Regions from separate parts of the Homo sapiens genome. Here region 2 is linked to region 1. The links are chromatin loops, found by intact Hi-C in ENCODE. Cell type or tissue: gastrocnemius medialis. All regions are shown on one strand. Links, peaks and the distances in the headings refer to the core of each region. The heading gives the core; the rest is flanking DNA.

What was found. Hi-C counts contacts between places; a loop is a spot of excess contacts. Peaks named below come from ENCODE experiments on the same cell type or tissue, not always from the same donor. Only the 100,000 strongest peaks of a DNase experiment are listed, where the experiment ranks them.
Region 2: a loop joins it to region 1, with 3 times the contacts of the local background. A loop is called at or near these places in 5 of 110 quality-filtered maps.

What each region holds. Positions count from the first base shown.
Region 1 is chr15:58,259,753-58,262,664 of GRCh38, forward strand. No RefSeq gene overlaps it. Among named protein-coding and RNA genes, the nearest start is that of AQP9, 120 kb to the left of the region's middle. In gastrocnemius medialis, for the core only: no CTCF peak of the experiment used is centred there; DNase peaks (open chromatin) are centred at 669, 1,009, 1,349 and 1,831; H3K27ac peaks cover 2,500 bases.
Region 2 is chr15:58,546,193-58,549,104 of GRCh38, forward strand. LIPC (lipase C, hepatic type) reads left to right here. Exons shown (of 9, transcript NM_000236.3): 6 at 2,138-2,380. Among named protein-coding and RNA genes, the nearest start is that of LIPC-AS1, 49 kb to the left of the region's middle. RefSeq lists an enhancer at 2,318-2,912. In gastrocnemius medialis, for the core only: no CTCF peak of the experiment used is centred there; DNase peaks (open chromatin) are centred at 629 and 1,269; H3K27ac peaks cover 895 bases.

The DNA.
Region 1 (2,912 bases), core at 157-2,656:
CTCTTCTGCTCTCTTTCCTCTCCTCCAGGTTAGCACTTCTGGCCACCAGTCAGGTGTTTTCACCCTTTCTGTGCCCACTGTCCTCAAGTGGGTAAGAGTTAGACACAATTGTTTAAATGGTGAGTTATTTAGACCCAGAGAGATAGGTTCTTCCTCTGTAAAGTGGGTAGTATGTTTTGGCTGTGTCCCCATTCAAATCTTAACTTGAATTGTATCTCCCAGAATTCCCACATGTTGTGAGAGGGACCTAGGGGGAGGTAATTGAATTACGGGGGCCGGTCTTTCCCATGCTATTCTCGTAATAGTGAGTAAGTCTCACGAGATCTGATGCGTTTATCAGGGATTTCCGCTTTTGCTTCCTCTTCATTTTTCTCTTGCCACCACCGTGAGAGAGGCACCTTTCGCCTCCCACCATGATTCTGAGGCCTCCCCAGCTACGTGGAACTGTAAGTCCAGTTAAACCTCTTTTTCTTCCTAGTCTCAGGTATGTCTTTATCAGCAGCATGAAAATGGACTAATACAGTGGTGATAATAAAACTAACCACCAACCTCATCGTGCCAGAGGACATAAATGAGATTCAACGTTTATGAAGCACCAGCCCAGTGTCCGCATACAGGAGCTGCTCCATAAAGACCATCTGCTGGCCTCTCCTATTGTTTACCAAACCGGCTTCCAGGAAAGAGGGTGCTGTTAGTCATCGACACCTTTTGGGAATGCATTTCATTAAATTCCTTCCCTGCAACTGAAAGCACCCTTTTCAGAGTAGATGAATGGCTTTTACCCTGCCAAGGGGAAAGATGGGCACAGGCCAGTCCCCATCTTCCTAAAACTCCTGAAACTCACTCCCTCGTCTCCTTACTTGGTTGCCCACCAATGGCTTTGGAAAGCCAATTTTTGGCAGATCAAAAACTGCACTTTGCTGTCTTGAAGTGCTGTGCTGTGTCTGTCACAGGATCTCAATAAGGGTAGTGCTATTTTCAGATCAGATCAGCAGACACACCCAGAATGCCAAGGACACAGCCACAGTCACCTGAATGTTGTGTGCCTGTTTGTTATTGTCACTAACAACAATGGTGTGGACAGAGCTGGGACTGGGGTGATGCCAGCAGGATGCTTAGGGTACAATATTTAAGGAGGCACCCTTTCAGTATCCTCCTCACCCTTGTGTGACCCTGAGGATGAGTGCCTGTTTAAGAATGAGTCTCCAGGGTGCAACATATAGTGAGGCACCAACTCTCAGGTCATGCAAAAGCAGGGTAGGCACAGACAGCGTGTCTCTTTCAGTGTTGCACCCTAGACACCTCACTTGCCTTTGGGGCAGCCCAAGAGACAAGGGCCTGGACCCAAGCCCAGATGCTGCTGTTAGAGCACCAGCTTTGCCAGCAATTAGCTGCGTACCCTTGAGCAAGTTTATGTCTCCTATTTCCTGCCTGTCCTGGTTCTATGACTCAAGGGCTACTTCACTCCTCTCAGTAATAGAGCACAACAATGATGGAAATGCCCATGACCTGGATGGATTAGGTCCCAACTTACATTTCATGTCTTCACAGAAGCATTTCCTGACCCTGTAGGCCACCCTCTGTCATGTGCTATTAGCAACCTGTTCATTTTATTCATAGCAGTTATCAGAACTTATTTTTATTTGTTGGTTTATATCAGGCAAGGTGGTGTACATTAAAGTGCAATCATAAACAACCCTCAAATCTCAGGAGCTTAAACAGTAAAAGTTTCTAGCTTTTTCACACCACACGTGCTTTGTGGGCTGGCTAGGAGGCTCGGCTCAGGGACCAGGCTGATGGGCAGCGACTGTATGGAGCACTGCCCTGGTCGTGGTGCCAGAGGGAAAAGAAAGCTTTAGAGAGCATTGCACAAACTGCTCAGCCCAGAAGGGCACCACACTTCCACTCACCACTCATTGGCCAGAACTGGTCAAGGGTCCATCCCGGAGGGCCTCAGTGATGTGTCCTCCTAACTCATGCCAGCAAAGATGGCATGAGTTAACTCAACCCAGAAAGCCCAAAGGTTTGGTGCGCAGTTCTAACGACTACCACATTATTTATTTGGTTTTGCCTGTCTCCCCTGACCAGAACGGCCCATCAGAGCAGGATGGTCTGTCTTCTTCATCATTTTAACCCCAGTGCTAGCACCTCACTGGTGCTTAATAACCATCTCTTGACTGACCAGATGGTTCTGATATTTTAGGATTGGTTATCAAGACTGTCTATTGGATGAATGTCATCTGTTCAGAGCCTGGAGGATTCAGAGCCCAGCTTACCAAGTTAACTGGACTCTCCTAAAAGGAGAAAAATAATGACTCTAACTACTGCTTTTCTTAATTTTCTCCTTGACTGCCTAACTGCAGAAGCAAATGAATAAGAACCTCTGAAAGCCTAGGAGAATAGTCCAAAATGGCAACCTATAATCTGAAATCTCTTTGTAATTTTATTCTTCATCTTAAAAAGTTCATGTGAATTTCACATTCTGTTGCATCTTATATTCATGGTCGTAAAAAAAACCACCAAGTTTTAAAATATTTAGCTGAGTAAAATTCATGCTCCCTGAACACGTGTCATGCTTCTTGTGGGGTTCAAGGTCCCCTAAGATCCCACCTACCTCACCTCCAGGGTGGTTTGCTCCAAGCCAGGAGAGGCGCTAAGCCTCCTGAGATATCTCCTGGGCCTTAAGGCTTAAGCTTAACTTATTAAGAACCTCTTCTGCATTTCTTTCCCACTCGGGATTCATTCAGGAATTATGGTGACTCTTTTTCTCTGATGGGGACAAAATTCCAATTATATATGGAACTTGACTTTGTCTAATGAAATCAGGAAAAGATGGTGATAAGGCCTCATTTTCTTTACCACAGGTTGATAGACTAAGTTCTTCAGATCCACTGTTTCTCCAATATTTTTTT
Region 2 (2,912 bases), core at 128-2,627, 290 kb after region 1:
CGCCCTGAGGATGAACAGAGGGCACCAACAGGAACCTCCACTTCTCACTCCAGCCCCATGTGCCCAGGCAAACCCTCTCCCGGGGTACCAGCTCTTCTGAGAGTTGAGTCCGGATGCCTGTGGTTATTCTTCCTTCTCTGGAAGTTTCCTCGTTCCAGGGACCGCCTCTATTCTGAACCACATGAGGATCCACTTAATAGGTTGTGGCTTCTCGATGAAGGTCTCACTCTTCATCCCACCCCATCAGTTTAATTGAGGAAATTACTCAGACTGTCCCAATGGGAAATTCAGCTTCAAATATGTCCTTGTTATGCCCTTTACCTCAGGGCAGACACGGAATGTGCTGTTATCTGGGTTGTGATCCCACTTCTCTCTCAAGTCCTAAAACCGAAATATTAACATGCACATTGATAATATGCACAGGATTAAAGAACAAAAATGTCAGCAGAAGCAGCACATTCCACGGGCATTCCAAATTTCTTGCTATTATAAAATATCACCCTGATTAAGACATGCCAATCACTCCAAGCCAAGTAGAGCCCTCCACCCCTACAAGCCACCTCACCCTGATCATCCAACACTCAGCTGAGAACACACTCTCTTGTGATGACACCATCCTCGCCTCTCCAATATCAGAGTGACCTTCACACTCCGCATCATCTCATTTTGGCTGGACTCCCAGCCTTCCACCGCCCAGGCCTGAGAGAGCCTTCTGGGAACTTGCCCTTATCATTGCTTACATCCCTCCCACCTCCCCCACTCCAACACCTCCCCTCCAGCCACCAGCAGTTCCCAGCTGACCATCCAGCCCTCATCCCAAACTTCACCCCACCCAACAAAGCTCAGTACAGACCATCAGGATGGTGTATGGGCTTTATTTTCCTGGTAAACACATTTCTGACCAATCATTACCATTTGCTCTTTTGTGCTAAACTTCAAAGTGACGGAACCAAATGTAGGTATTCAGCTTGCCCAAGCTTGGGCTGGTTTTTCTCAGTCGTCTTCACCCCTGTGTTTGAAAGGGTTCCTGGGGTAGTTCTCCCAGCCACAGCTGCACAGGGGCTCACTGGATAACTGCAGATTCACCTTCACTACCTCCTGGGTGGATGAGCTTGGGTGAGTTAGTGGATGTCTTGGAAGCTCAGTTTTCTCGTCGAAAACAGCGGCCTCAAGGAGCTGCAGTGAAGATGCAGGCAGTGGAGGAGCGGAGGGCACGCAGCATACACAGCCTCCTAGTAGGTGCCCAAGGAATGCAGCCGCTAGCGTCCAAGGACTGCAGTGACTAATCTTGGCATTTAGCCTCCAGACAACTGGGGAAATAGCTTTTGGCAAAGTCACCTGTGCTGTCCCTTTACAGCAAGTGTTTCACATATCTTGTGGTGGTTCCTCAACATCCCTTGAGAATTATTTACCACAGATTAGGTTAAAATTTGGAGAGTTAAAAAAAAAAAAAAAAGGTCAAATCCTTAGTAGATCAACCTCATAAGCTTGTTTTGGGGGTGAGGCCTGTCCAGATCTGGTTACTGGGCAATGTCCTTCCAAATCCAATTCTTGTGCTGGTTTCACAGGCCTGTTACCTAAGGGATGCAATGGCTGCTTTGGGACACAAGGTAGACATTGTCGAGAGGCCTCAGCGTTCTCCAGACCATCAGAGTGCCACGGGATTGTCTCGTGTATCTAGTTATATTAAGAGAAGAGGAGTCCCACGCAAGCCTGTTCCAGAAAACCCACCCTCCAGGCATCAGCACCTGGGCATTTTAAATTATCTCATTTGAGATAGAAATATTTCTATAATAAATTACACTAACCTGCTCTCTTAATGAATTTGATCTTTCCTTAGTGACTTGGGTGCCTATTAAAATGCCTACTGTAACACGCTGTCATAAAGGAGTGCTCTCAGGATCCCGGCAGTGCCCGGGATTTTGCCTGACACTACATGACTCAGAGGGTCTACTTCCCTTAGTTTCAGTCAGTTGTCACATCCTGCTCTTGTCAAGGGGTCTGCCTTGACAAGCCCACCCTTGCCTGTTCTGTGTGCTACTGCTAACCTCCTGTGGGATGAGAACCAAGGTGATCCTCTGAGTTGAGGCTGCTTTGGGTTAAGGGGTGATAACGTCCTTCTTGCCCTGTGTTCCAGCCATCACCCAGACCATAAAATGCTCCCACGAGCGATCGGTGCACCTTTTCATCGACTCCTTGCTGCACGCCGGCACGCAGAGCATGGCCTACCCGTGTGGTGACATGAACAGCTTCAGCCAGGGCCTGTGCCTGAGCTGCAAGAAGGGCCGCTGCAACACGCTGGGCTACCACGTCCGCCAGGAGCCGCGGAGCAAGAGCAAGAGGCTCTTCCTCGTAACGCGAGCCCAGTCCCCCTTCAAAGGTGAGTGTGGAGCTGGGGAGCCTTCAGAAGGGCAGGATGCAGTCCCCTGTCCAAAGGGCTCAGAAGTCCCCTTGGCTTCTTTCCTGGAGGTGCTTCAGCTCTGCTGTTGCGGTGTTTCTGAAACTGTGCAGGCTCCAGACAGCAACGTTGACACAGCCTTTCTCCTGTCCCAAGAGTGTGGCCACCTTGCCGCCAAGGGCTAGGAGGAGAAACCTCGACCATTTCTGAAACGATCCTTGGGTTGGCCTCTCTGTCCATTTTCATGCTCCCCTAGAATGTTAGATCTGCAAGGCCACACGCAGTTTACCTGGGCCACCCGGATCTCACTGTACAGGGACGTCAGGCATCTCCAAACACATCCTAGAACCCAGTTCTTTCATCTCTGTTCACGGCCCCCATGAAAAAACTGGATTCTAGACTGCATTTCATTTCTTCTAAGATTTGAATCAGCTGATCTGATAGGACATGATATTCACCCTGAGGCACTCCCAAGACAAGATTCAGCTTCCAGTGTTTCCCAGCCAGATTTTTA